2 separate regions of the Homo sapiens genome follow, and region 2 is linked to region 1. A link is an interaction called in ENCODE POLR2A ChIA-PET data of the cell type or tissue named here. Cell type or tissue: PC-3. All regions are shown on one strand. Links, peaks and the distances in the headings refer to the core of each region. The heading gives the core; the rest is flanking DNA. Region 1 holds the start of PPP1R14D (protein phosphatase 1 regulatory inhibitor subunit 14D). Region 2 has its middle 10 kb from the start of RHOV.

The links. Peaks named below come from ENCODE experiments on the same cell type or tissue, not always from the same donor. Only the 100,000 strongest peaks of a DNase experiment are listed, where the experiment ranks them.
Region 2: POLR2A ChIA-PET joins it to region 1 with 11 read pairs; 11 of 35 experiments call an interaction of 5 or more read pairs at or near these places.

The regions. Positions count from the first base shown.
Region 1 is chr15:40,823,022-40,838,638 of GRCh38, reverse strand. It overlaps PPP1R14D (protein phosphatase 1 regulatory inhibitor subunit 14D), which reads left to right and starts at 9,931. Exons shown (of 4, transcript NM_017726.8): 1 at 9,931-10,252. The coding sequence starts at 9,998. It overlaps SPINT1-AS1 (SPINT1 antisense RNA 1), which reads left to right. Exons shown (of 2, transcript NR_146468.1): 2 at 2,357-2,646. RefSeq lists a silencer at 12,134-12,428 and enhancers at 12,134-12,428, 12,424-12,924, 12,925-13,425. In PC-3, for the core only: no CTCF peak of the experiment used is centred there; a DNase peak (open chromatin) is centred at 12,778; H3K4me3 peaks cover 471 bases; H3K27ac peaks cover 1,293 bases.
Region 2 is chr15:40,876,383-40,891,999 of GRCh38, reverse strand. No RefSeq gene overlaps it. Among named protein-coding and RNA genes, the nearest start is that of RHOV, 10 kb to the right of the region's middle. RefSeq lists silencers at 1-5, 1,274-1,323 and an enhancer at 7,004-7,053. In PC-3, for the core only: no CTCF peak of the experiment used is centred there; no DNase peak of the experiment used is centred there.

The sequences.
Region 1 (15,617 bases), core at 5,093-13,092:
CTGAAGAAAATGAGGCCCTGGAGGATGAGAGACTCTAAAGGAAAAGGGAAGGGCCTGCTGTCTTCCAGCCACGCCAGCCCCCAACTGAGAAGCTGGGTGAAGCCATCTTGCATCTTTAGCCCCAGTCAAGTTACCTCAGCAAAGACTAGCTGACCCTGCCAAGCCCTGCCCAAGTTACAGAATCATGAGCAAATAAATGGCTGTTTCTGTTTTAAGCTTTTAAATTTTGGGGGTGGTTTATGTGTCAATAATAACTGAAACAGATAATATATACAGAATAAACTTTAGTTTTAATAATCTAAGTAAAAGCCCACTAATTCATTATGCAGAAAAAAATGATTTTTTTGAGACGGGGTCTCGCTCTGTTGCCAGGCTGGAGTGCTGTGGCACAACCATAGCTCACTGCAGCCTCCACCTCCCTGGTTCAAGCGATCTTCCCACCTCAGCCTCCCGAGTAGTTGAGACCACAGGTATGTGCCACAACACCTGACTAATTTTGTAAATTTTTTGTAGAGATGGGGTCCTGCCATATTGCTGAGGCTGGTCTCTAACTTCTGGGCTCAAGCCATCCTCCTGCCTCAGCCTCCCAAAGTATTAGGATTACAGGTGTGAGCCACTGTGCCCAGCCAATTTAACTTCTATTTTAAAAAGACAGCCCCTCACAGATACTGCTACAGCTCTGTTAAATCAAATTTAGCCTCCTTACATATTTTGAGTTTGACGTAAAGGTTTCTCTGTACATAGTGAACTGTCACCTAAATGGAGGTGTAAACAGCCTGTAATCTACCCTTGTGCCAAACACCAAGTTTTGGCCAATCAAAAGGGGCCAACTGTTCAAACCCTCTTCAAATAAGGCAAACACTGAGCTGTAACCAATCTGGCTGTTTCTGTCCCTCATTTCCATTTTCTGTACATCACTTTCCTTATGCTGCCCATAAATCTCTGAGCCTACTCTGGCTCAGAATGCTGCCCAATTTACCAATCGTACTTTGCTAAATTGAACTCTTAAATTTAATTTGACTATGGATTTTTTTTTTTGAGACAGAAATTTGCTCTTGTCGCCCAGGCTGGAGTGCAATGGTGCAATCTCAGCTCACCACAACCTCCATCTCCCGGGTTCAAGTGATTCTCCTGCCTCAGCCTCCCGAGTAACTGGGATTACAGGCATGCACCACCATACCTGGCTAATTTTGTATTTTTAGTAGAAACGGGGTTTCTCCATGTTGGTCAGGCTGGTCTCGAACTCCTAACCTCAGGTGATCTGCCCACCTCAGCCTCCCAAAGTGCTGGGATTACAGGCGTGAGCCATTGCGCCTGGCCTAATTTGGCTATGGATTTTCTTTTAACAGCTCTTAAAGGGTTGTTTTTTGTTGTTGTTTTTTTTTTTTTGAGATAGAGTTTTGCTCTTGTTGCCCAGGCTGGAATGCAATGGCTCGATCTCAGCTCACTGCAACCTCCGCCTCCCAGCTTCAAGTAATTCTCCCTCAGCCTCCTGAGTAGCTGGGATTACAGGCATGCGCCACCATGCCCGGCTAATTTTGTATTTTTAGTAGAGATGGGGTTTCTCCATGTTGGTCAGGCTAGTCTCGAACTCCCAACCTCAGGTGATCCACCCACCTCGGCCTCCCAAAGTGCTGGGATTACAGGCATGAGTCACTGCACCCATCCTGTTTTTATTTTATTTTATTTTATTTTATTAAGTTCTGGGGTACATGTGCAGGATGTGCAGGTTTGTTGCATAGGTAAACATGTGCCATGGTGGTTTGCTGCACCTATCAGCCCATCACCTAGGTATTAAGCCCTGCATGCATTAACTATTTATCCTGATGCTCTCCCTCCCTCCAACCTACCCCACAGGCCCCAGTGTGTGTTGTTCCCCTCCCTGTGTCCTAAAGGGTTATTTTTGAGGAATTATTCTAATGTCAGAAATGCTCACATGAGGGTGGAGGGTACAGGGAGGTGATAATGAAAGGATACAATACCTCAGGAGGAAGTTTGATATTTTTGTTTGAGATCTATTGTACATGGCAAATATAACTAATAATTGAGTACTGTACATTTCAAAATTGCTGAGAGAATAAATTTCAAATGTTTTCATTATTAAAAATATTAAACATTTGAAAAAAAAATGTTCACAATATTCCATTGTGGTAGGTTGCTTCTAAATGGCTCCCAGTGATCCATACCTCCTGGTACTCATGCCTTGTATAATTTCCTCTCCTTGAGTGTAGTTGGACCTAGCGACTTGCTTCTAATGGATAGAATCAAGCAAAAGTCATAGGATGTCACTTCCTGGATTTGGTTACAAAGACTGTAACTTTCTCTCTTTGTCTCTCTCTCTCTCTCTCTCTTTTAGTGCCCTTGGTGTGGTGGAAGCAAGGTGCCATGTGATAAGTAAGCCTCCAGAGAGGCCTGCATGGCAGGATCCAATGTCTTTAGCCAACAGCATCTGGGAACCTGAGACCTGCCAACACCCTTGTGAGTGAGCCTGGAAGTGGACCTCCTGCTCTTGAACCTTGAGGTGACTATAGTGCTGGCTGACACCTTGACTGCAGTCCCTGAGCTGGGGGGCCCAGCTGATCTACTCCCAGAATCCCCCCTACTAAAACAGTGATATAATAAATGCTTATTGTTTCAAGCTGGTAACTTTTGGAATGCATTCACTGAAAAAAATTAGAATATCAAACTATAAACCGTTTACTTAGTCAACTTTTTGGGGAACTAATATGGCCATAAATATCAAACCTCCTACAATTTTGCACATTCTTTGACTTTGTAGTTCTACATCTATAAACTTCTCTTAAGGGAAATCATGGATGCCAACAAAGAAATAGTTACAAAAATGTTCAGCAGAGGAGCACTATTTATAATGGCAAATTGGTGGTGATCCATATATCCAAAGATGGGATTGAGTGACTAAATCATGGAATCACCTCTAATAGAACAGGATGGGATTCATTAGTGAGTTTTAAAAACAGTAAAGGGATTTGCCACTGGCATTTGAAAAGACAAAATAAAATGAAATAGAATGAAAAATATCAGAGTAAGGACAAGTTTTGCTTCATAAGAAATTTAGCTTTGTATATGTACATGTGTACATTGTGATATTAAATTCCTTACTCTGAGTCATGGTCCAAATTTTGAATAACTGCAGTGTTAATAAAAGATGTATATAAAACTACTTAGGCCAGGCACAGTGACTCATGCCTGTAATCCCAGCACTTTGGGAGGCCAAGGCGGGCGGATCACCTGAGGTCAGGAATTCAAGACCAGCCTGGCCAACGTGGTGAAACCCTGTCTCTACAAAAATACAAAAATAGGCTGGGTGTGGTGGCTCATGCCTGTAATCCCAGCACTTTGGGAGGCCGAGGTGGGCAGATCACCTGAGGTCAGGAGTTTGTAGACCAGCCTGGCCAACATGGTGAAACCCCATCTCTACTAAAAATACAAAAATTAGCTGGGCGTGGTGTCAGGCGCCTCTAATCCCAGCTACTCGGGAGGCTGAGGCAGGAGAATCGCTTGAACCCGGGAGGTGGAGGTTGCAGGGAGCCAAGATCGCGCCATTGCACTCCAGCCTGAGGGACAAGAGCGAGACTTTGTCTCAAAAAAAAAAAAAAAAAAAAAATTAGCTGGGCATGATGGCATGTGCCTGTAATCGCAGCTATCAGGAGGCAGGGGAATCACTTGAATCTGGGAGGCAGAGGTTGCAGTGAGCTGAGATCACACCACTGCACTCCAGCCTGGGCAACAGAGTGAGACTGTCTCAAAAAATAAATAAATACAACTACTTAATGACATAAAATGTAACCAAAATATATTAAGTTATAAAATGTATTCATAATGTTACAAAATGATCGAATTTTGTGAAAACCCAAACTATGTGAAAAAAATGGAAAGTAAATACACCAGATAATTTATACTTTTCTTTGTTCATTTGTATTTTAGAGTTTTCCGCAATGAGCATATCTTCTTAAAAATTCATTTCTTGAATAATCATACTAATTTAAAAGTTTTCCAAATAACTGTATATAGTATTTAACTATGTTAAATATATATGCATAGAGGGCCGGGTGCGGTGGCTCACGCCTATAATCCCAGCAGTTTGGGAGGCCGAGGCGGGCAGATCACCTAAGGTCAGGAGTTTGAGACCACCCTGCCAACATGGTAAAACCCCGTCTCTACTAAAAATACAAAAATTAGCTGGGCGTGGTGGCAGTTGTCTGTAATCCCAGCTACTTGGGAGGCTGAGGCAGGAGAATAGCTTGAACTGGGGAGGCAGAGGTTGAAGTGAGCTGAGATCACACCACTGCACTCCAGCCTGGGTGACAGAGCAAGACTCCATCTCAAAAAAGTATATATATATATATATATGTATATATAATATATATCATATATATTATATATATCTATATATTATATATATGATATATATTATATACATCATATATATTATATATATCATATATTATACATATCATATATATTATATATCATATATTATATATATATCATATATATATCATATATATGATATATATAAAGACTAGAAAAAATTAGACAAGATATATCATATATATAATATATATATAAAGACTAGAAAAAATTAGACAAGAAAGAAACTTGTCAGAATGTTAGTGGTGGTGGTTTTTGTCTGGTGGGATTATGGGAAATTTTGAATGTTTAAAAAAAATTTTTTTTTGAGACAGAGTCTTGCTCTGTCGCCCAGGCTGGAGTACAGTGGCACAATCTAGGCTCACTGCAACCTCCGCCTCCCGGGCTCAAGACATTCTTCTGCCTCAGCCTCCCGAGTAGCTGGGATTACCGGCACGTGCCACCATGCCCAGCTAATTTTTTGTATTTTTAGTAGAGATGAGGTTTCACCATGTTGCCCAGGCTGGTCTCGAACTCCCGACCTCGGCCTCTCGATGTGCTGGGATTACAAGCATGAGCCACCGTGCCTGTCCATGTTTTAGAAAATTTAGAAAAGTTTCTAAATAAACATGTTTTTCTTCTATAATAAAGTTTTTCTTTCTTTTTTTTTTTTTTTGAGAGAGCTTCTTGCTCTGTCCCCCAGGCTAGAGTGCAGTGGCGCAGTCGGCTTACTGCAAGCTCCGCCTCCTGGGTTCATGCCATTCTCCTGCCTCAGCCTCCCGAGTAGCTGGGACTACAGGCGCCTGCCAACACGCCCGGCTAATTTTTTGTATTTTTAGTAGAGATGGGGTTTCACCGTGTTAGCCACGATGGTCTCGATCTCCTGACCTCATGATCTGCCCGCCTTGGCCTCCCAAAGTGCTGGGATTACAGGAGTGAGCCACTGCGCCCGGCTATAATAAAGTTTTTATAAAAGAAAAGACATTTAAAAAGAGCAGCCTGGTTCTGCTGGAGTCTGCCTGCTGCCCATTTCATCTCAGCACTGGACCTGGCCCAAGCCAGGAGAGCAGGCAGGCACCTTTCTCCCTGCCCAGGCCCCCACCCTCTTTTTCTGCCCTGATGTGGCTGTGTGCTCCTGGTGGCTTTTATCTCTTATCTCATCTTGGATCTTGAGCTCCCTTATCTTTGGGCAAACTTACTGATGAATGGTGGTACCAATAGGCCAGGGAGGAGATGTGGGTCAGTGCTAAGTTGGAAGGATATAATAAGGAGCCTCTTGCTATAAATAATGGACATCACTCATTAGTGTGCCATCAAGCTTCATGGTATCCATGCTGTGTGCTCATATAGAATCTTATCAACCCCCAGTTTACGAATGAAACATGTTTTTTTTTTGTTTGCTTTGTTTTTCGTTTTTTGGTGGTTTTTTTTTTTTTGAGATGGAGTTTTGCTCTTGTTGCCCAAGCTGGAGTGCAATGGCGCGATCTCGGCTCACCGCAACCTCCGCCTCCCAGGTTCAAGCGATTCTCCTGCCTCAGCCTCCCTAGTAGCTGGGATTACAGGCATGTGCCACCACGCCCGGCTAATTTTGTATTTTTAGTAGAGACGGGGTTTCTCCATGTTGGTGAGGCTGGTCTCGAACTCCTGACTTCAGGTGATCCGCCCGACTCAGCCTCCCAAAGTGCAGGGATTACAGGCATGAGCCACCGCGCCCGGCCTGAAACATGTTCACAGAGGCTGCATGTATGCATCTGTCTGTCCCTGTGTAGGCTTTCATAAAGTTTGCATGTTTGTGTGTCCCCAGCCCATTACCAGTCAATATCTGTTAAACGTTACCTCCTAAATAGCTGTCCAATTTGCCTGCTTCTTGCCATTGACAGCACTACCTCCCCTACTAGCTTTACTGCAATGGCCTTCCAACTGGCCTCCACCAGCCCTTCTGTGCCCTCTGATTGTCTTTCTGTGCAACAGCCACGGTGATTGTTTGGAAGTTTAAATCTGAACATGTCAACTTGCCCAAGCACCATTGCTTAAGACTCTTCAGTGCCTGCCCAATGCCCTTAAGATGGAGACAAAATTCCTCAACGTGGCTTACAGGGCCCTGCCTGGGTACCTCAACCCTTTCTCCTGCCTCACTTTTCCCTCTCTCCTCCCTCTGTTCCAGCCCCATTGACCCTCTTAGTCCCTTGTACTCACCATCTCCCTTCTGCCACAGGGCCTTTGCATGTCCTCTGCATTCTGCCAGGCCCATCCCTGCTGGCTCCTAGGCCAGTTTAACTTCTACTCATCTGTCAGAACTCAGTCCAGATGTTATCACTTTCCAGGTTACACCTCCATTAGACATTCATATAGCACCTCCTACTTTTCTTCAAATCACTAAATGAAATTGCAATTTTACATTTATTTGATGAGTTGATTATTGTTTGTTTATTTTCACACTAGACTATAAGTTCCTTCCATGAAGGCAGGGACTGTGTCTCTTTTGTTCTTCTTTGTTTGTTTTTTGTTTTGTTTGTTTTTTGTTGTTATTGTTGTTGTTGTTATTTTTTGGGGTTTTTTTGAGACAGAGTTTCGCTCTTGTTGCCCAGGCTGGAGTGCAATGGCACGATCTCAGCTCACTGCAACCTCCGTCTCCTGGGTTCAAGCAATTCTCTTGCCTCAGCCTCCCAAGTAGCTGGGATTACAGGCACCCACCACCACGCCTGGCTAACTTTTTGTATTTTTAGCAGAGATGAGGTTTCACCATGTTGACCAGGCTGGTCTGAAACTCCTGACCTCAGGTGATCCACCCACCTCAGCCTCCCAAACTGTTGGGATTACAGGTGTGAGCCACCGTGCCTGCCCTTTGTTTAGTTTTTACAGAGACAAGGTCTCACTATGTTGATCAGGCTGGTCTTGAACTCCTGACTTCAAGCAATCTTCTCGCCTCAGCCTCCCAAAGTGCTGGGATCACAGGTGTGACCCACCGTGCCCATCCTGTGGCTCTTGAATAACCACTGAGCATAATGTTTGGCCTACCAGGGGAGCTCATAAAATCTTTGTTAAATGAGTGAGTAAATAAATGAACAAAACACAGTGACTCTTCTCATCTAGTTTCTTTTCCCGAAAGGGCTCTCAAACCCTTCAGAAGATAGGAAACAGAAGAGGCAGGGAACTACCATAATAATGCCTCCTGGCCACAGACTGTTAAAGTGACAGCTGAGTCAACAAGATGCATCCTAGAGGCCCCCCTCCTCCTGCTCAGGAAGAGAGCCACACTGATGAAAGCCCAGGCATTGACCACCAGAGCCTCGCCAGGAGGGCAGGGAGAGTGGGGAGGTAAATAAAGGACAGGAATGAATGTCTACTGACAGGGACTCTGTTTCAGATGCCATGCTAAATGTTTACATGCATCATCTCATTTTATCTTCCCAACAAGCCCAATCTGCAGATGTGAAAACAGGCTATGAAACTTGGCCAAGGATTATAAAACCAATGCAGGGCAAAGCTGAGTTGAACTCAGATTGTCAGCCTTCCTCCAAAGCCTGGGCTTTTCCTGGCTGCCATCTTAGTTTCCAGCCACTCAAACACCTCCCTTATCTTCTTAAGTGAGGGCCTAAAATTTCATCATTAAACTGTCATCCATTCGCCTTTTTCCTTTTTTGAGACAGGGTCTTGCTCTGTCACCCATGCTTAAGTGCAGTGTTGCCATTGTAGCTCACTGTAGCCTTGAACTCCTGGGCTGAAGTGATTTTCCCACCTTCCAAGCAGCTAGGATGACAGGTGTGCACCACCATATCTGAGTAATCTTGCTTTTCATTTTTTACTTTTTTTTTTTTTTTTTTTTTGAGACGGGGTCTTGCTCTGTCACCCAGGCTGGAGTGCAGTGGCATGATCTCGGCTCACTGCAACCTCCGCCTCCTGGGCCCAGGCGATTCTCCTCCCTCAGCCTCCTGAATAGTTGGGGCTACAGACGTGTGCCACCACGCCCGGCTAATTTTTGTATTTTTAGTAGAGACAGGGTTTTGCCATGTTGGCCAGGCTGATCTCAAACTCCTGACCTCAAGTCATCTGTCCACCTCAGCCTCCCAAAGTGCTGGGATTACAGGCATGAGCCACCGTGCCTGGCCCATTGTTTACATTTTTTAATGGAGACAAGATCTCACTGTGTTGCCCGGACTGGTCTTGAACTACTGGCCTCAAGCAATCTTCCCGCCTGGGTCTCCCAAAGCAGCTAATTTTTTGTATTATTATTATTTTTTTTTTTGGTAGAGAGAGAATTTCACCATTTTGCCCAGGCTGGTCTTGAACTCCTGAGCTCAAGCAATCCACGCGCCTCGGCCTCCCAGAGTGCTGGGATTACAGGCGTGAGCCACCATGCCTGGCCCCATTTTAAAAAAATTACAGGCTGGGCACGGTGGCTCACTCCAGTAATCCCACCACTTTGGGAGGCCGAGGCGGGTGGATCATGAGGTCAGGCATTTGAGACCAGCCTGGGCAACATAGTGAAACCTCGTCTCTACTAAAAATACAAAAAATTATCCGGGCATGGTGGTGGGCGCCTGTAATCCCAGCTTCTTGGGAGGCTGAGGCAGGAGAATTGCTTGAACTTGGGAGGCGGATGTTGCAGTGAGCCAAGATCGCAGCATTGCCCCCCAGCCTGGGTGACAGTGCGAGACTCCATCTCAAAAAAAAAAAAAAAAAAATTACAGTGTTCTTCTGTCACTTTTTTTTTTTAAAGTTTAGAAATTTTCATTATAAAAGACTAAACAAAAATACCCTGCCTTAGAATGCAAGTATGTATGCCTGGAAGTATTAGTCCCTGACACCTGTGTATAAGTTAGGTTTGCAGGTTTCCTCTGTGTCAGCAAATACATGAATCGGGGGAGGGTCACGTGGTAATAAACATGGCTTCCTAAGCAGTTGCCTCAGGGGAGCGGGCATAGTAGACAAGTCTTGATAAATTTGCCTTTACAAGCAGGTAAACTGCCTTTATAGGCCAGGCTGATAGCAGTTTACATTCGGACACACCCAGACACTGGGGGCACTGGTCCTACGGGAGCCATCAATAACTGACCTCCAACTCTATCTACCAGCTGGGGCTCTGCCCCCAGTAGTGCTACGCTCTGAGTAAGAATCCCTGCCAGCCAGGGACCCTGCTTCTGCGGAATCTGACCACAGCTTCTCAGAGCCCAGAGTGGATCCAGCCCCAGGAAGGTGGGATACAGAGGGATCTCAGGTGAGAACGACTCAGGTCCCATTCCAGAGCTGGCCATAGAGCAGCGATTGGAGCCCTGTACCCTTCAGGACCCCAGGGCCCCTTCCTCCTCCCTGGGCATGGCAGCCTCTTGACCTTTGCTCATCTGCAGTTTATGCCACTTTGGGCCCTAGAAGCTGCAGAAAGGGAGGCTGGGGCATGGCTCTGGAGTGCCACTCACTGGCTGGCAGTGAGGAGCCAGGAGACTGGCATTCCCAGCACCAAAGTCCTATTGATCTTTGCCCTTGCCCCTCCCTGGGAGCCTTGGCCCTCCTCCTGCCTTCATTTCTTCTCTGCTGGCCTCTCCTGTTCTCTGTCTCCTCACTTCCCTCTGTGGCTCTGCTCAGAACTGGCGGTTTTTCCCAGCTCCTTGCCCAGACCAATACTTCCATGCTGTCTTCAAGCCCTGCTTCCTGCACATCTCCCAGCCCAGATGGGGAGAACCCATGTAAGAAGGTCCACTGGGCTTCTGGGAGGAGAAGGACATCATCCACAGACTCAGAGTCCAAGTCCCACCCGGACTCCTCCAAGATACCCAGGTCCCGGAGACCCAGCCGCCTGACAGTGAAGTATGACCGGGGCCAGCTCCAGCGCTGGCTGGAGATGGAGCAATGGGTGGATGCTCAAGTTCAGGAGCTCTTCCAGGTAGGTAGCACAGCGGATAGTGGGAGGAGATGGGGGCCTGGGGTCCACCCAGGGCACTGAGACCTTCACAGGAGCTGGAGGGCTGATGTGAGGTGCTTCCGTGAAGAGAAAGCTTTTGTAACTGATGAAAGAAAGAAGCATCGGTTTGAAGTCCAGAAGTCTGCCTCCCTCTAGGCTTGTCTGTGCCTCTAATGCTCTTTGTGATCTGGGGAAGGTCTTTTAACATCCCTAATCTATAATAGGGCTGTTAGTGCCTGTCATATCTCCTTTATAGGACTTTCTGAGGCTCAAATGAGACAATAGAAGGGAAAATGCTTGGTCACACTATGTTTCAAAATTTTATATCTTTATTTACTCCCATGTTCAATGCACATACATGTCCGGAGCTACATTTTCGTTTCTTTTCTTTTTCTTTGTTTCTTTCTTTCTTTCTTTCTTTTGTTTTTTGTTTGTTTGTTTGTTTTTGAGACAAAGTCTTGCCCTGTTGCACAGGCTGGAATGCAGTAGTGCAATCTCAGCTCACTGCTCTGCCTGCTGGGTTCAAGCCATCCTCCCACTTCAGCCTCCTGAGTAGCTGGGACTACAGGTGCGCACCACCACGCCTGGCAAATTTTTTTGTATTTTTTTTTGTAGAGACGGCTTTTCACCATGTTGCCCAGGCTGGTCTTGAACTCCTTGGCTCAAACAGTCTGCCTGCCTCGGCCTCTCAAAGTGCTGGGATTACAGGTGTGCACCACCATGCCCAGCCTAGAGCTACATTTTCCAATTCTGTAGCCATCAGCCATGTGTAGCTGTTTGACTTTAAATGAGTTATAATTAAATAAAATTATTCAGTTCCCCAGTCACATGGGCCACATTTCTTTTTTCTTTTGCCTTTTTTTGAGACAGTCTTACTCTGTAAACCAGCCTGGAGTGCAATGCCGTGATTTTGGCTCACTGCAACCTCCGCCTCCCAAGTTCAAGCGATTCTCCTGCCTCAGCCTCCCGAGTAGCTGGGATTACAGGCATGCGCCACTGTGCCCGACTAATTTTGTATTTTTAGTAGAGACGGGGTTTCTCCATGTTGGTCAGGCTGGTCTCGAACTCTCGACCTCAGGTGATCTGCCCACCTCAGCCTCCCAAAGTGCTGGGATTACAGGCGTGAGCCACCGCACCCAGCCAACATGGGCCACATCTCAAGTGTTAAATAGCCCCATGTGGCTAGTGACTACTATGTTGTCAGCACAAATATAGAATATTTTCGTTATTTCAGAATGGACAGTGCGGGACTAGAATGTTAAGAGTAACCAAAGTTGAGTGCCAATACCAGGACCTAAGCAATCTTTGACCCTGGCTCTGACTAACACTCTTCAACCCCACTCTGGGAAAAGGACAGGTCTTGGTCCCTGGTTACTGGAAACGGCACTTTCTTACTTATATACCTTTAAACCTGGATTCTAGAGAGGTAAGAACTGCTGTTCCAGCAATAAGAATAACATTCTGAACACAACTACGTGCTAGGCTCAATGCCAGGCACTGACATGCATTCTTTCATTTAATCCTTCCCACAACTCCATTAAGCAAGTACTGTTTTTCTTTTTTTATAGAGATGAGATCTTGCTATGTTGCCTAGGTTGGTCTTGAACTCCTGGGCTCGAACGATCCTCCAATCTTGGCTTCTCAAAATGCTGGGATTACAGGTGTGAGCCACCATGCCTGGCCAGCAGGTACTGCTTTACAGCTGAGGGAATGGAGGTTTACAGATGTTGAGTAACTTGCCCAAGGTCACACAACTAGGAAACCTTGGGACCAGGTGTGGAGCCTGGCCACTTATTTGAGCAGCCAATGGTTCTCCACACTTGAAATACTTAAGAAAAAAAACAGATGCCCTGGCTCCTCCTCAACTGAATTTAAATCTACTACAGTGGAGTCCAGATACTGGGCATTTTTTAAAAGCCCCACAGTTGGTTCTAATGTGTGGCTGGGCTGAGAACCATACGCCAAGCTAGTCAGGAGTTCAAAATATGTTGTCCTTGTTTCTCTTTCTTGTTGACTCAGATCCTATCTTTTTGGAGCAGCAGGGCCCTATAATTCCTGTGGGTAAGGGTTATCAGCAGTCCTAGGGTTGCAGGTGGTGAAGAATGATTGTTGTGACCCAGTCTATCTCGAAACTAACTGGGTCATGTGTCAGTTTGGTCAAGGTATTGACCAAAGATGCAGCATCCCAAGCATCTACCTCCCAAGCCCACTCACTGAGGGTAGGGAGACCCCTTGGAGCTGGGAGGCAAACTATCTTGGCCTGTATCTGCTCTGACCTCGCAGGACATATCCACTGCTCTTCCCTAATTCCAGCACTCTCCACTGGATCAGTTTCAATTTCAGATTGTTTATTGTGCACTTGCATACAGTCTCAAATTTCTGACATTCCGGGGCAAATCCTTCCAGACATCAAAGAAAGAACCTTGTTTTGCAAGATGAAAGTGGAGGGCTGGAGGCTGTACAGTAATAAGCCTGTAACACAGAAAGCAAGACATGTGGAAGGAGCGTTCCCAGGCAATGACTGGAATAAAATGCCTGGCCTGTGATTGCCATGGTAATTGTCCAAAGGTGCCAGGTGGCAGTTTCTCTCCCAATCCCTGCTCTTTTCAGCAGGAAGCAGTTAAGTGGCTGGGGAAGCCCCAGGTTGTTGGTCATCTTGGGCAGAGGTCAAGACAGCACAGTCTCCAGCCTTACTCTGCTCCATTCCAGTTTACGGAGAGCCCCTGCCCACCCACCAGGGCTCTACCCCAGATACCCACCTTAGACAGCAGCAGTGGGAAAGCATCTAAGGATACAACACTCTACTTGTTTAATATCTTGGGACCAACCTTCGTTTGTTGGAGGGACCTACCTCTTCTCCCTGGATGTGCAGCCTGGTGTGGGGTCTTCAGAGGAACCAAGTCTGGGGACGCAGACTTGGGGTCCTAGAGCTCCTGTTGTCCGGAGGTAGAGCATGATTTGCCTTCTAAGCAGGGACTTAAACACACATGAGTTTCTTCTATTTTATGGAGACCCTTGCCCAACATGCACCCCTTTTGTTACCATCCCCTCTATTTCTTTCTTTCTTTCTTTTTTTTTTTTTTGAGACAGAGTTTCACTCTTGTTGCCCAGGCTGGAGTACAATGGCATGACCTTGGCTCACTGCAACCTCCGCCTCCCAGGTTCAAGTGATTCTCCTGCCTCAGCTTTTCAAGTAGCTGGGATTACAGGCGCCGACCACCACACCTGGCTAATTTTTTGTATTTTTAGTAGAGATGAGGTTTCACCATGTTGGCCAGTCTGGTCTCAAACTACTGACTTCAGGTGACCCACCCGCCTCAGCCTCCCAAAGTGCTGGGATTACAGGAATGAGCCACCGCGCCTGGCCTGGTATCCCCCATTTCTTGTCACTTTAGAGCCAAACTCCTTAAAGGACTTGTCCACACTCACAGCCTTATTTACTTTTTCCCTGCCTGTCATCACTCAATCCACTGGAATCCGGCTTCTGTTTCCACCACTCTTTTGAGAGCTCTGGCCAAGGTCACCAGTCACTGCCTTGGGGGTAAATCTAATCTTCACATTAGCAAGGGACACTGTTGACCATCCCAGAGTTTTGAAACATTCCTTTCCTGTAGCTTCCTTTTTGATATAGTGACATTTTAATTCTATTAATTAGAATTTAATAATTCTATTAAACTTTTGACTTAAAAAAAGTATTGTCAGCTGGGCACAGTGGCTCATGTCTATGATCCCAGCACTTTGGGAGGCTGAGAGGGGCAAATTGCCTGAGTCCAAGAGTTCGAGATTAGCATAGGTAATATGGTGAAACCCTGTCCAAAAAAATACAAAAAATTAGCAGGGTGTGGTGGTGCGTGCCTGTGGTTCCAACCACTTGGGAGGCTGAGGAGGGAGGATTGCTTGAGCCTGGGAGGTCAAGGCTGCAGTAAGCCATGATCGTGCCACTGCACTCCAGCCTGGGTGACAAAGCAAGACCCTATCTCAAAAAAAAAAAAACAGTATTGTCAATGAATGTGTGAAACAAACATTTGTGTTTAACTTGATTGCCTCTATAAAAAAAGGAAAAAAAATTGTTGGTTCATCTGAGCCTTATTTAATTGCTGGTCTCCCTAGTGGAGAGGTCAGGAGTAAGGACCCTGGGTATGGAAAGGAAGTAAGAAAGGGAGTCAAATCAGGCAGCAGCTTCCAGGAAACTACCCTACATGACATAGAGTCACAAGTCTCACACTTGTTCATCTCAGTAGGGGTTGTTTTATATACCTGCTTATGTTCTGAGAGTTCAAAAATTATTTGAGGGCAAGAGTATTTGGACTGTGATATGAGCCCATATTCTCAACACCAGGTTGCCGTAGTAGTCCTTTTTTTTTTTTTTTTTAATGGAGATGGAGTCTTGCTATGTTGTTCAGGCTTGTCTTTAACTCCTGGGCTCAAGCAATCTTCCCACCTTGGCCTCCCAAAGTGCTGGGAGGGGTAAGCCACTGCACCCCAGTGGCAGTCTTGTACTCAGTAATACACATACCTTATATTCAATATATAGTCATGCCCTGCTTAACCACAGGGATACATTCTGTGAAATGCTACATTGTTAAGCAATTTCATCATTGTGCAAACATCATAGAGTGTATGTACACAGACCTAGATGGTATAGCCTACCACACATGTAGGCTATATGGTGTAGCTATTATTCCTAGGCTACAAACCTGTACAGCAGTTTACTGTACTGAATACTGTGGGCAGCTGTAATGTAATGCTAAGTATTTATATATCTGAACATAGAAAAGGTATAGTAAAAATATGGTAGAAAAGATTTTAAATGGCACAACTATATAGGTCACTTACTATGAATGGAGCTTGCAGGACTGGAAGTTGTTCTGGGTGAGTTGGTGAGTGAATGTGAGGGCCTAGGACATTACTGTAGATTTCATAAACACTGTACACATAGGCTGCACTAAATTCTTTTTTTCCTGCTGGGTACAGTGGCTCATAACTGTAATCCCAGCACTTGAGAGGCCGAGGCAGGAGGATTGCTTGAGCCCAGGAGCTCAGGACCAGCCTGGGCAACATAGTGGGACCCCACTCAACAAAAAAATTTTTAAAAATTAGCCAGGGGCCAGGTGCAGTGGCTCATGCTTGTAATCCCAGCACTTTGAGAGGCTGAAGTGGACGGATCACCTGAGGTCAGGAGTTAGAGACCAGCCTGGCCAACATGGTGAAATCCCGTCTCTACTAAAAATACAAAATTAGCCAGGCATGGTGGTGGCCACCTGTAATCCCAGCTGCTTGGGAGGCTAAGGCAGGAGAATCGCTTGAACCCAGGAGACAGAGGTTGCAGTAAGCCAAGATTGCACCA
Region 2 (15,617 bases), core at 2,083-10,082, 56 kb before region 1:
CTTTGATAGAAACTGCAGGAAATAACCCAGTGATTTCTGAGCATGAAGATACAGAGGTGCCTTAGGGAACTCACAGCTAGAGACATACGCACCAGCCTCTAGTCCTCAGAGTCATTGTAGCAGTTACCATGAGACAGGTAACAGGTGACTGCTAAGCCAATGAGAGAGAGGATCTGTGTAAGAAAGCAGTTGAATTTGACCTAAGACTTGAAGAGCATGTAGGACCTCTAAGGGCAAAAAGAGAAGGTATTATGCAGTCCTCAAGAAAACCAAGAGCAGGGCTGAGCACGGTGGCTCACACCTGTAATTCCAGCACTTTGGGAGGCTAAGGTGGGAGGATCACTTGAGTCCAGTAGTTTGAGACCAGCCTAGCCAACGTGGCAAAACCCCATCTCTATTAAAAATACAAAAACTAGCCAGGTGTGGTGGTGCATGCCTGTGGTCCCAGCTACTCGGGAGGCTAAGGCAGGAGAATCGCTTCAACCTGGGAGGCAGAGGTTGCAGTGAACCAAGGTTGTGCCACTACACTACAGCCTGGGTGACAGAGTGAGACTCTGCCTCAAAAAAAGAAAAACAGAAAGGAAAGAAGGAAGGAAAAAGGAAAGGAAAGGAAAAGAAAACAGCAATGGCCTGCAAGCAGTGTGATTTTGGGGTACAACGGTGGAGTGCTAGGGAGTGGAGGGAATGAGGCGGGCTGTGGCCAGGTTGCAAAGTTATTCAATGCGCCATGGGAAGGTTTTGGTTGGGGTTGAGAGAGTATATGATGTGGGTTCTGGAAAAATGGGTGGTGGCTTAGGTGGAGATCCCCTCAGAGCAGATGAGACCCGAGCAGAGGCAAAGGAGAAGCAGTGAGGACCCAAACAGGAGAAAGAACATAGGCTGGGGAGAACTTTCCGAAGAAGGGCCCCCAGGACTTGGTGTCAAGTTAGATTTGAGAAGTGACAGAAGAGTGCAGGATGACTCCTGGGGAGACCTGGCAGATGGTGGCAGTGACATAATGGTCAAGGAGGAGGATCCCGGTGAAGAGGGGTGGGGTCACTTGATTGAGCTCAACCTGGACAGTGGCACATGAGACAACTGCAGGGCACTCCGTGGAGGAGCCCAGACCATGGGCACACTCTTCCAGGACACTCACTAACTCACTCATAAACAGTTGTTAAAAGTTGCATGAATGAGCTCTCTCATGTCTCAGTTTCTATATTTGTAAGGTGAGTATTGTGAGTATAATAGCATATTATGCAAATCACCCAAAGCTGTGCCTCAATACAAAATGCTCTATACAAGTTAACTACCAGTAGTAATTGTTGACTTAGTTAAGACCAAGATTAAAAGGAATGATTTAATTGACTTAATTAAAAATAAATTTTCTGGTTGGGTGCAGTGGCTCACACCTATAATCCCAGCAGTTTGGGAGGCTGAGGCAGGAGGATCACTTGAGTCCAGGAGTTCAAGACCAGCCTGGGCAACATAGTGAGAACTTGTCTCTATTAAAAAAAAAAAAAAAAAGATTTTCTGTTTGAAATAATTTAAAATTTACAGGCCGGGCGCAGTGGCTCATGCCTGTAATCCCAGCACTTTGGGAGGCCGAAGCGGGCGGATCACAAGGTCAGGAGATCGAGACCATGCTGTCTAACATGGTGAAACCCTGTCTCTACTAAAAATACAAAAAAAATTACCTGGGCGTGGTGGTGGGCGCCTGTAGTCCCAGCTACTCGGGAGGCTGAGGCAGGAGAATGGCGTGAACCCGGGAGGCGGAGCTTGCAGTGAGCCAAGATCGTGCTACTGCACTCCAGCCTGGGCGACAGAGTGAGACTCTGTCTCAAAAAAATAAATAAATAAAATAAAAATTTACAGAAAAATTGAGAAGATAGATCAGAGAGTTCCTATATACCTCATGTGCAGTCTCCTTTAGTATGAATATCTTACATTAGTATGGTGCCATTGTTAAAATTAATGAACCAATATTGACATATTATTATTAACTAAAGTTCATACTCTATTCAAATTTCCTTAGTGTTTTTTTTTTCTTTCTTTCTTTTTAGACGGGGTCTCACTCTGTAGCCCAGGCTGTAGTGCACTGGCTCAATCATGGCTCACTGCAGCCTTTTTTTGTTTTGTTTTGTTTTGAGACAGAGTCTCGCTCTGTCACCCAGCCTGGAGTGCAGTAGCTTGATGCGGCTCACTGCAACTTCCACTTCCCAGGTTCAAGCGATTCTCTTGCCTCAGCCTCCTGAGTAGCTGGGATTACAGGCATGCGCCACCATGCCCAAATGATTTTTGTATTTTTAGTAGAGATGGGTTTCACCATGTTGGCCAGGCTGGTCTTGAGCTCCTGACCTCAGGTGATCCACCCGCCTCGGCCTCCCAAAGTGCTGGAATTACAGGTGTGAGCTACCAGGCCCGGCCTGACAGCCTTGACTTCCTGGGCTCAAGCGATCCTCTTGCCTCAGCCCCTCAAGTAGCGTGGACTACAGGTGCACACCACCACGCCCAGCTAATTTTTGTATTTTTTTTTGTAGAGAGATGGTTTTCCCATGTTGCCCAGGCTGGTCTTGAACTTCTAAGCTTAAGCTACCTGCCTGCTTTGGGCTCCCAAAGTGCTGGGATTACAAGTGTGAGCCAGTGTGCCCAGCCCTTAGTTTGAATGCCCTTTTTCTGGAACAGGATCTCATCCAGCATTCCACACTACATTCTCATCATACTATATGAAGGTGCATATCAGCTTGACTTAACACTATTGATCTTACTTTTGATTACCTGGCTGAAGGAGTGTTCTTCAGGATTCTCAAATGTAGTGTTTTTTTTTCACCCCTTTCCTATTTATTTATATCAGTAGAGAATTGTGGACATTTTTTTCTTTTTTCCCTTTTTATTTATTTATTTATTTATTCTTTTTTTGAGACTGAGTCTCACTCTGTTGGCCAGGCTGGAGTGCAGTGGTGCAATCTCAGCTCACAGCAACCCCCACCTCCTGGGTTCAAGCAATTCTCCTGTCTCAGCCTCCCAAGTAGCTGGGAATACAGGCGCGTGCCATCACGCCTGACTAATTTTTGTATTTTTAGTAGAGACGGGGTTTCACCATGTTGGCCAGGCTGGTCTCGAACTCCTGACCTCAAGTGATCCACTCACCTCGGCCTCCCAAAGTACTGGGTTTACAGGCATGAGCCACCGCGCCAGGTCTATTTTTATTTATTTATTTTTAACTTCCAGAACCCACCAATACTACTTTATATTATTACTCAGATTGTTCCTGTTTGGGCCACTAGAGTCTCTCTTTTTTATTTTATTTTATTTATTATTATTATTTTTTGAGACGGAGTCTGGCTCTGTCACCAGGCTGGAGTGCAGTGGCGCAATCTTGGCTCACTGCAACCTCTGCCTCCCTGGTTCAAGTAATTCTCCTGCCTGAGCCTCCTGAGTAGCTGGGACTACAAGGGCGCACCACCACGCCCAGCTAATTTTTGTATTTTTAGTAGAGACGGGTTTCACCATGTTGGCCAGGATGGTCTCGATCTCCTGACCTTGTGATCTGCCCGCCTCGGCCTCCCAAAGTGCTGGGATTATGGGCATCAGCCACTGTGCCCTGCCGGAGGCTTTTTCATTGATGCCTGTGTCCATTTGAAGTACAGCAGTTCCCCCTTATCTGTAGTTTTGCTTTCTGGGCTTTCAGTTGCCTGCAGTCAATAGCAGTCTGAAATAGGTGTGGATAATAGAATAATATATTTTGAGAGAGTGAGAACACATTCACCTAACTTTTATTTATTTATTTATTTTTGAGATGGAGTCTTGATCTGTTGCCCAGGCTAGAGTGCTATGGTGCAATCTCGGCTCACTGCAACCTCCACTTCCTGGGTTCAAGCAATTCTCCTGCCTCTGCCTCCCGAGTAGCTGGGACTACAGGCACCCACCACCATGCCTGGCTAATTTTAGTATTTTTAGTAGAGACGGGGTCTCACCATGTTGGCCAGGCTGGTCTCCAACTCATGACCTCAGGTGATCTGCCCACCTCAGCCTCCCAAAGTGTTGGGATTATAGGTGTGAGCCACCGCACCCAGCCTCACATAACTTGTTTGTTTTTTTTTTTTTTGAGACGGAGTTTCACTCTTGTTGCCCAGGCTGGAGTGCAATGGCGCTATCTCGGCTCACCACAACCTCCGCCTCCCGGGTTCAAGTGATTCTTCTGCCTCAGCCTCCCGAGTAACTGGGATTACAGGCATGTGCCACCATGCCCAGCTAATTTTGTATTTTTAAAAGTAGAGACAGGGTTTCTCCATGTTGGTCAGGCTGGTCTCGAACTCCCGACCTCAGGTGATCTGCCTGCCTTGGCCTCCCAAAGTGCTGGGATTACAGGCATGAGCCACCTCATCTGGCCTACATAGCTTTTATTACAGTCTGTTGTTATAACTGTCCTATATTATTATTGTTGTTAATCTCACAGTGGGCCTAATTTATAAATTAAATTTTATCACAGGTTATGTATAGGGAAAAACAGTCGTCATGTCTCCTTGGACTGCTCTTGACTGGCAGTTTTTAAGTTTTTCAGATATTCCTTGTTTTTGATTACCTTGATAATTTTGAGTACTAGGCAAGTATTTTGTTGAATGCTCTCTGTTGGAATTCATTTAATTTTTTTTCATGTTTAGACTAGGGCTATTTATGGTTTGGGGAGATAAAGAACCATTATCAACACCTCTCTATTATATCGAGGATACACACTATCAACATGATTTATCATCATGACTGATCACCTGACCAAGATAGTGCTTGTCAGGATTCTCCACTACAGAGTTACTCTTTTCCCTCCTTTCCATGCTGTACTGTTTGGAAGGAAGTCACTACACACCTACACACCCTGCACTTAAGGGGTGGGAGTTTTTGCTTCCTTGAGGGTGAAGTATCTGCATAAATCCTTTGGAATTCTGGCATTCTGGCCAGACATGGTGGTGCACACCTGTAGTCCCAGCTACTCGGGAGGCTGAGCCTGAAGAATCGCTAAGCAGAGGTTGCAGTGAGCTGAGATTGTGCCACTGCACTCCAGCCTATGTGACAGAGTGAGCCTGCTGTCTCAAAAAAAAAAAAAAAAAAAAAAAAGACTTACTAAGAAAGAAAACCTAGCAGTCCTTTGCCCCATCCCCAGTTAAATTCCATCTGTTTTCATTGCTCAGAGCCCCAGTCACGCTGATCTAAGGATGTTTCCAAAATGCACCACACCCATTTGGACATTAGAGTGTCTGGTGTTGAGGATTTGCTCCCTCTAGAATGGCTTCCCTGATACTCCTCCCCTTGCCAGGACCAGGCCCCTGTCTTCTCTAATTCTCACCAGACAGGGAAAAGTGTCTCTAGCACACCACTTCCTGGCACAGGGCCTAGCACAGTTGTTGGCTTCCATTAAAATATGCTGAGGAAAGAAGACCCTTGGCCTGTTCAGAACAGCTCTCCACGCCCTTCTTTCTTCTCCTTCATGTTTGGCTCCCTTCTGCATGTGTCTAAACCTACCTGAATCGCCCCAATTCTCAAAAAGTATCCCCTCCCTGCTACTGTCATCCCTCTCTCACTGAGGGAGCTTCTAGCCAAGCTGCTCTCTTTCATCCCCCCACTGCCCTCAGGACTGCAGGCCCAGTGGCCTCACTTGTCTAGGTCAGAAATGAGAGCATCCTCAAACCAGGGGTCCTCGAACAGGGGTTCACACATCCTTAGGGGTATGAAAGGGTCTCCCAAGTGACAGAGGGTAGAAATTATTTTAAGGGAATCAGTTTCCAGATCCCCAACTGCATTGGGCTCTTTCCTAAAGGTGACCAGCAGGTCTAGGTACCTGTAAACAAGTGGCAGGTCCCCTTGCATTCCTACTGCCCGGCCCCTGCTTTAGGAGAAGAAGCTTATCACACACCACTCCATCACAGGCTCAGACCTGGAGCCCCAGGGCTTTGGGAGGCTGAGGCAGGAGGATCACTTAAGACCAGGAGTGGCCGGGCGCGGTGGCTCACACCTGTAATCCCAGCATCTTGGGAGGCCAAGGCGGGTGGATCACCTGAGGTCAGGAGTTTGAGACCAGCCTGGCCAACACGGTGAAACCCCGTCTCTACTAAAAATATAAAAATTATCTGGGCTTGGTGGCAGGCACCTGTATTCCCAACTATTCAGGAGGCTGAGGCAGGAGAATCGCTTGAAGCTGGGAGGCAGAGGTTGCAGTGAGCCGAGATTGCACCATTGCACTCCAGCCTGGGCGACAAGAGCGAGACTCTGTCTAAAAAAAAAACAAAAACAAAAACAGGGGTTCCAGACCAGCCTGGGCAACATAGTAAGACCCCATCTCTACCAAAAAAAAAAATACAAAAATGAGCCAGGCGTGGTGGCGCATGCCTGTGGTCTCAGCTACTCAGGAGGCTGAGGTGGGAGGATGGCTTGAGCCAAGGAGGTCAAGGCTGCAGTGAGCTGAGATCACACCACTGCACTCCAGCCTGGGTGACAGGGCGAAACCCCATCTCAAAAAAAGAAAAAAAAAAGATGAAATGTTTGAGTTGTCAGCATAGTTTATAAGCTTCTTTAGGGAGCATGGGAAATGGGGAGTCAATGCTTTGTGCCAGCACCACATCTGCCAGGAGCCCCACCCTCACCCCGCTGGTTTTTGCTCTCCCCACTACCACTCTCCATGCTGTTTCTCCAGTGGCCTCCTTGGCCAAGCTCTTAAAGCCCCTCTTGTTTTCAGATATGAAACCCAACTTAGCCAACACCTTTGGACAAGTCCCCTACCCCCTCTGAGCTACGCTTTTCTTTTCTCACCTGTAAATTGTGAAGGGGGAACTTAACCATCTCTAATAATTCTGTGATTCTCTAAAAGCTAAACCCAGCCAGGTGCAGTGGCTCACGCCTGTAATCTCAGCACTTTGGGAAGCCGAGGCGGGTGGATCACCTGAGGTCAGGAGTTCGAGACCAGCCTGACCAACATGGTGAAACTCTGTCTCTACTAAAAATACAAAAATTAGCCAGGCGTGGTGGTGCGCACCTATAATCCCAGCTACTCAGGAGGTGGAGGTTGCAGTGAGCCAAGGTTACGCCATTGCATTCCAGCCTGGGCAACAAGAGCAAAACTCCGTCTCAAAAAAAAAAAAATGCCAAACCCTTGTTGTGGTCCATTTAGAGATCTTTGAGGTCAGTGCTCAGGAAATAATGGTTTTCAGAGCACTGCCTCAGAGCTGGGTGCTATGCTTCTTACCTATCCTTTAGTAGTCTAGAAGATATTTCAAAAGATGTTGAAGCCAGGGAACCTCATCTGATTAATGTGAAATCTAATAGCCACCTCTCATCCTTCCAGCCCTGACAACCTTTTAGATCATAAGGCCTGACACACTGTAAGTACTTGGGAAGTGCCTGCTGAATGAATGCATGACTTGGCATGTTAACGTGCATCACATGCACACACTATATCACACGCGTATATATGAGTTAACTATATATTCATCCGTATGACCTATTGCAGAAACTGTTTTCAAACTTAAAAAAATAACTGAAACGGAGTCTTGCTATATTGCCCAGGCTAGTCTAGAACTCCTGGGTTCAAGCAATCCCCCTGTCTTGGCCTCCCAAAGTGTTGGAATTATAGGCATGAGCCACTGTGCACAGCCTGTTTTCAAGCTTTTAAAAAATGATGAGATTTAGTATTAAAAGCAACAGCAGGCCAGGCATGGTGGCTCACGCCTGTAATCCAAGCACTTTGGGAAGCTGAGGCGGGAGGATCACGAGGTCAGAAGCTCGAAACCAGCCTGACCAACTTGGTGAAACCCCCATCTCTACTAAAAATACTAAAATTACCCAGGCATGGTAGAGCGTGTCTGTACTCCCAGCTACTCAGGAGGCTGAGGTAGGAGAATTGCTTGAACACTGGATGCAGAGGTTGCAGTGAGCCGAGACTCAAAAAAACAAATAAAATAAAATAAACAGCAACAATACAACAGCAACAAAATCCAAAATATTTTTTTAATTAAAAAATTTTTTTTTGAGATGGAGTCTTGCTCTGTCGCCCAGGCTAGAGTGCAGTGGCAAGATCTTGGCTCACTGCAACCTCCACCTCCTAGGTTCAAGTGATTCTCCTGCCTCAGCCTCCCAAGTAGCTGGGATTACAGGTACCCACCACCGTGCCCAGCTAATTTTTGTATTTTTAGTAAAGACGTGCTTTCACCATCTTGGTCTGGCTGGCCTCAAACTCCTGACCGTGTGATCCACCCGCCTCAGCTTCCCAAAGTGCTGGGATTACAGGTGTGAGCCACCACGCCTGGCCAATTTTTTTTTTTTTTTGAAATGGAGTCTGGCTCTTGTCGCCAAGGCTGGAGTGCAGTGGCGCGATCTCGGCTCACTGCAGCCTCTGCCTCCCAGGTTCAAGCAATTCTCCTGCCTCAGCCTCCCATGTAGTGGGGATTACAGGGACCCACCACTGCCCAACTAATTTTTGTATTTTTGGTAGCGACGGGGTTTCACCATGTTGGCCAGGCTGGTCTCAAACTCCTGACCTCAAGTGATCTGCCCACCTCAGCCTCCCAAAGTGCTGGGATTATACGCGTGAGCCACCGTGCCCAGCGCCAAAATATTAAAAACCAACAACACCAAGTGTTGTGAGGTTGTGGAGCAACTGGGGTGTCATAAAATGCTGGTGGGAATATAAAATGGTACAACTACTAACAGCCACTTAACATGCATATTTACCTCATGACCCAGCAATTCAATATCTGGGTATTTATCCAAGAGAAATGAAAATAATATGTCCACACAAAGATTTGTACATGAATGTTTATAGCAGCATTATTCATAATAGCTGCAACTGGAAACAAGTCAAATGTCAATCAAGAGAATAAACAGGCTGGGTGTGGTGGTGGCTCACACCCGTCATCCAAGCACTTTGGGAGGCCGAGGTGGGAGGATCACCTGAGTTCAGGAGTTTCAGACCAGCGTGGCCAACGTGGGGAAACCCCATCTTTACCAAAAATAGAAAAATTAGCCGGGCGTGGTGACAGGCTCCTGTAATCTCAACTACTTGGGAGGTTGAGGCAGGAGAATCACTTTAACCTGGGAGGAGGAGGTTGCAGTGAGCCAAGATCACACCACTGCACTCCAGCCTGGGCAACAAGAGCAAAACGACATTTCAAAAAAAAAAAAAAAAATAAACAAACTGTGGTATATCCATATAATGGAATATTACTCAGCAAAGAAAAAAAAAAGAACTGTCCGGGTGTGGTGGCATGTGCCTGTAGTCCCAGCTACTTGGGAGGCTGAGGCAGGAGGATTCTTGAGCCCAGGAGTTCAAGGCTGCAGTGGAGTCATGATCATGTCACTGCACTCCAGCCTGGCAACAGAGACCCCATCTCTAAAAAAAGAATAAGTAAAATAAAAATTAAAAAGCACAAAAAAACAAGCTACTCTTATACACAACAGCATGAGTGAATCTCAAAAACATACTGAGGTGCTGGATGCAGTGGGGCACGCCTGTAATCCCAGCTACTTAGGATACTGAGGCAGGAGGATCTCTTGAGGCCAGGAGTTTGAGTCCAGAGATGAGCGAGACACCCCTCATCTCTAAAAATAAATAAATAAATGGCCAGGCGCGGTGGCTAACGCTTGTAATCCCAGCACTTTGGGAGGCCGAGGTGGGCAGATCATGAGGTCAGGAGTTCGAGACCAGCCTGGCCAACACAGTGAAACCCCGTCTGTACTAAAAATACAAAAAGTAGCTGGGCGTGGTGGTGGGCACCTGTAATCCCAGCTACTCGGGAGGCTGAGGCAGGAGAATCTCTTGAACCCGAAGGTGGAGGTTGCAGCAAGCCGAGATTGTGCCACTGCACTCCAGCCTGGGCGACAGAGCTAGACTCCGTCTCAAAATAATAATAATAATAAATAAATAAATTAATTAATTAAATAGAGCCAGCGTGGTGGCTCACGCCTGTAATCCCAGCACTTTGGGAGGCCGAGGCAGGCAGATCACTTGAGCTCAGGAGGTCGAGACCAGCCTGGCCAACATGGTGAAACCGCCTCTCTACTAAAAATACAAAAATTAACCAGGAGTGGTGGTGCACACCTGTAATCCCAGTTATTCAGGAGGCTGAGGCAGGAGAATCAATTGAACTCAGGAGGCAGAGGTTGCAGGGAGCTGAGATTGCACCATTGCACTCCAGCGTGGGTGACAGAGCCAGACTCTCTCAAAAATAAAAATAAAATAAAAATAAGAGAAAATAAGGAAGTTAGTAGGGGAGTTTTTTAGGTAAAGGTTTTAGGTGGCAACTCTTGCAGGCATTTAAAAAGCTAGGGCTTGGGTGCAAGATCTGAGCGGAAAGAGAGGTTGGAAGGGGGCAGTAGCGGTGGGATCAGCTGGATGGCGAGGTGGAGAGAAATGAAGGGAGAAGCGGAGGCCAAGTCTGGGTGCGAGGGAGCAGGGAAGACAGGACAGAAGTCCAGGAGCCAGCCTGAGCCCAAGGGTGGTCTAGAGGGTGTGGGGACTGAGGAAATGGACTTGAAGGGTTGACCAGCAGCACCATGGGGCAAACTCAGCCCAGCTGGGTAAATTTGCCACAAACTCCCTCCAAGGACACAAGCACATGGAAATAGAGAAAAATCTGTGTTGCTGGGTGTCGTGGCTCACCCCTATAATCCCAGGACTTTGGGAGGCTGAGGCAGGAGGATTGCTTGAGCCCAGGAGTTTGAGAACAACCTGGGAAACATAGGGTGACCCAGTATCTACAAAAAAATTAAAAAGTTAGACAGGTGTGGTAGCATGCACCTGTGGTGCCACATACTGAGGAAGCTGAAGCAGGAGGATCACTTGAGCTTGGGAGGTCGAGGCTACAGTGAGCCCTGATCGCACAACTGTACTCCAGCCTGGGTGACACAGCAAGACTCTGTCTCCACAAAGAAAATAAATAAAATGCATAAAATAAAGAAAAAGGAAGAGAAAAACCTATGGTGGCCCAATTTCCACTGAAAGCTCAGAAAGTGGGTAGTCAAGTTATTGTATTATTATTATTGTATCATATAACTATATTATAATATATAATTATATATTAAGTTATATATAATATATAATTATTATCAGTATGTTGGTAAGCAAGTGTTAAATATAAAATTCTTTTTCTTGAATTCTGTTTTTATTTCAAAGCTTTCTGACCTGCCCATCTCAGTCTCTGAGCTCATCCTAAGCAGCAGGCCTGATTTTGGGGGTCTTGGACTGGAGTATGCAGAAGAAACAGAAAAAGACAATGAGAGTGCATTCACTCAAAAACAACCTCTCTCTGGATGGAGCCCTTGGAATAACTTTTCCCCACCACTGGTGTTCTTTCGTTTTTGTTTTTAATTTTTTTGAGATGGAGTCTCGCTCTGTCTCCTAGGCTGGAGTGCAGTGGCGTGATCTCAGCTCACTGTAACCTCCGCCTCCCAGGTTCAAGCAATTCTCCCTACATCAGCTGCCGGAGTAGCTGGGATTACAGGTGCATGCAACCATGCCCAGCTAATTTTTGTGTTTTTAGTAGAGACAGGGTTTCACCATGTTGGCCAGGCTGCTCTTGAACTCCTGACTTCAGGTGATCTGCCTGCCTCAGCCTCCCAAAGTGCTGGGATTACAGACGTGAGCCACCGTGCCTGGCCGTGGTGTTCTTTTGTTAATCCCTTATTTGCCAGCGGAATAATTGTGGTGGTAGGGTAGGGGGTTGGTTTCTTTTGGTTTATTCTTGTCCAGGTTTTGCTATAGGCATTCCAGTGTTTTCAGTAAACTTAAGATATGGAATTAACAAAAATACCTAATAAAACTTGACAACACTGGCTGGGCACAGTGGCTCATGCCTGTAATCCCAGCACTTTGGGAGGCCGAGGCAGGTGGATCACCTGAGGTCAGCAGTTCGAGACCAGCCTGATCAACATGGTGAAACCTCATCTCTACTAAAAATACAAAAAGTAGCTGGGCGTGGTGGTCCACTCCTGTAGTCCTAGCTACTTGGGAGGCTGAGGCAGGAGAATCGCTTGAACTAGGAGGCAGAGGTTGTAGTGAGCCAAGATCTTGCCACTGCACTGTGGCCTGGCCGACAGAGCCAGACTCTATCTTAAAAAAAAAAAAAACTTGACCACGCCTGAGGGTGGACCTGTGGTTGGCTTGTTCATTCTGGAACAGACTGCCACTTACTAGTTTCTTTCATCTTGGGGCAGGTCCCCTATACTCACTGATAAAATGGGAATAGACACACGCACGCACACACACACACACAGCCACACCTTCTCAGACACACCCCTCTCCTAAGCCATGTCACTTGGTTCTTATGAGACAGGGCAGACTGCAGCACTTTTACAAGTCTAAAGCCATATACAGCTGTGATGGACATTTTGGAGGCAAGATATTACTGCCGTGATTCAATGTCAGGGCTATGGTTGAGTTTTTTAGTTTTTGGTTTTTTTTAAGTAAACTATTTTTTTTTTGCCTTTTTTTGCGGTGGGGGGATAGGGGGTGCAGAATCTCACTCTGTCACACAGGCTGGAGTGCAGTGGCTCACTGCAGCCTCAACCTCACAGGCTCAGGTGATCCTCCCACCTCAGCCTCCTGAGTAGCTGGGACTTACAGGTGCATGCCACCATGCCCCATTAATTTTTTTTTTTTTTTTTGAGACTGGGTTTTGCCATGTTGTCCAGGCTGGTCTTGAAATCCTGGGTTCAAGCAATCCTCCTGCCTTGGCCTCTCAAAGTGCTGAGATTGAAGGAATGAGCCACCAGGCCCGGCATGTCTCACTTATTTATGTATTTAATTATTTATTTATATTGGTATAGACTTGTATATTTCCTGCCCCAGTCCTATAATCTGCTATTTCTCCATGGAGAATGTCAGAGCCAAGTTTTAATCCTAGCAAATGTGTGTCTAGCTGGAAGTTGGGGCAGAAGATCTGGCAGGCAGCAGGAATAAGACCCAGCCTACCCTTAGGAGGGGAGTTTCCCAGCAGTAGCAGCCAGAATTGCAAACTTCCCCAGCAAGTCCTTCTCTGAGAAACAGGTGACTCATCAGCACCTTAAGTTGTTTCCTCCCTCCCCCTCTTGCTGACAAAACTGCCCCTAAACCAGCTCAGACAGAGGGACCTAGGTTGGAAAGTGTCCCCACCTAAGCGGCCAGAAAATAATGACCTGTCTCAGGCCACATCAGGGCTTTTACCTGTGCCCAAGCAGACATCTCCCCCAATTTGTGTATTTACACCCCTCCTGCCTGCAGAAAGGATGAAACAGGATTACCCTCAAATTTACAGCTATAATTAAACTATTATTAAAATCCAGGTAAAAAAACAAGAGCACTGCAAAGAAGAGCGTGTGTGTGTGTGTGTGTGTGTGTGTGTGTGTGTGTGTGTGTGCGCGCGTGTGTAGTAATTCTGTCCCAGACACCTGGGCTGGGGCAGCTTCCCTGGGATCCCTGAATCACAGATTGCTAGCACCAGAAAGGCTTTCAGAGATAAACATGCTTCACCTGTCATTTTATAGGACTGAGACAGATGAAGTGATTTGGTAGGCATCACACAGCTAGTGAGCTGAAGAACTGGGAACACTGGGACAGGTCTCCTGATGTCCAGGTCTTTTAAAATGCCACTCCTGGCCGGGCGCGGTGGCTCACGCCTGTAATCCCAGCACTTTGGGAGGCCGAGGCGGGTGGATCATGAGGTCAGGAGATCGAGACCATCCTGGCTAACAAGGTGAATCCCCGTCTCTACTAAAAATACAAAAAAAAAATTAGCCGGGCGCGGTGGCGGGCGCCTGTAGTCCCAGCTACTCGGGAGGCTGAGGCAGGAGAATGGCGTGAACCCGGGAAGCGGAGCTTGCAGTGAGCCGAGATTGCGTCACTGCAGTCCGCAGTCCGGCCTGGGTGACAGAGCGAGACTCCGTCTCAAAAAAAAAAAAAAAAAAAAAATGCCACTCCTTTTCCAGGAGAGCAAATACAACAGCTTTTGGGCTTTCTAGAGGAATACAAAGGCAGGACAACAGGTAAGGCCTCTTTCACTTGCTAGATGAATAAACTTATGTGGATGTGTCTGAGAAGTTTTTGAGACTTGGGGCTACAATTAGGGATTATTAGCATCCCCAGACATTCAGAGGTATGGCATGTAGGATGAAGACATTGGCATGTAGAAGTGGTTACAGGGGCTCCTACGATTTCCCCATCCCCATAGTCGAGATTTTAATGATTAAGTCATCTTTCTAGCTGTAGTCCTCTCCTTTGGGCTCAAAAAGAGAAAACAAGAAATCTCAGCACTTTGGGAGGCCAAGGAAGGTGGATTGCTTAAGCTCAGGAGTTCAAGACCAGCCAGGCCAAAATGGTGAAACCCTGTCTCTACCAAAAATATAAAAATTAGCCAGGCATGGTGTCATGCACCTGTAGTCCCAGCTACTTGGGAGGCTGAGGCAGGAGAATCGCTTGAACCTGGGAGGTGAAGGTTGCAGTGAGCTGAGGTTGAATCTGTTGATCTGGGCCACAGAGCGAGACCCTGGCAAAAAAAAAAAAAAGAAAAAGAAAAGAAAAATCAGGGAACCTGTCACTTTTTCTAAGAGATGTAAAGATTTGGTTTGGATTTATGGCTTTTTTTTTTTAGACTGAGTCTCGCTCTATCACCCAGGCTGGAGTGCAGTGGCGCGATCTCGGCTCATTTGCAACCTCTGCCTCCCAGGTTCAAGCAATTCTTGTGCCTCAGCCTCCCAAGTAGCTGGGATTACAGGCGCCACCACCACGCCCGGCTAATTTTTGTATTTTTAGTAGAGACGGGGTTTCACCATGTTGGCCAGGCTGGTCTCGAACTCCTGACCTCAAGTGATCCACCCACCTCAGCCTCCCAAAGTGCTGGGATTACAGGTGTGAGCCACCGCACCTGGACGGATTTATGGCTTTTATACTACCAGCTCTTGGAGAAATAGAATTATCTCTTTTAATATTCACTGCCCCTCCCCCTCCCAACATTCTCCTTTCCCAAAACTCGTGAATGGCTGACTCCCTGAAGGTGACGGTGTTTTCTGTGATCTTTGCATAGGCTGAGATGAAAGGGTCAGAGATCAGAGAAAGGATTCTGGGCCTGGTGTCACTTGGTGTGGTTGCAATAAAGAGACAAAATTAGCATCAGGCTACTCTTCACTTGCTCTCCAGGTGACCTTCCCAGGGCTACCTGGGAGATATTGTCTCAGTCTGCAAACTCCTTCTAGGGCAAGGGCAGTGGGTGGCCCAGAACAGCATCTGCAGATAGGTAATTATTATGTGCTTTTGATGATGATGAGATAATATTAGGTATTTGGAGATTTATAAAATATTCAAATGGAAATTGTCCTTGAAGATCCTCCCCAGCTAGCTTCTCAGCACCCTGAGTTCCTTTAGCTGAGGGGAGTGAAAGTGTTCACAGCTTGCCTTCAGGCTGAGTCTAGAGAAAGCTCTCCTCTGAAAAGGAGTACAGTACATTCCTGCCTGCTGTATTCACACTTGTGTTTCTCTGCCTCTCTCATGATCTGTATACAGCTGAGCCTTGAACAACATGGGTGTGAACTGTACAGGTCCATTTTAGGCAGAATTTTTTCAATAAAAGTTACACTGAGGGCCGTGTGTGGTGGGTCATGCCTTTAATCCCAGCACTTTGGGA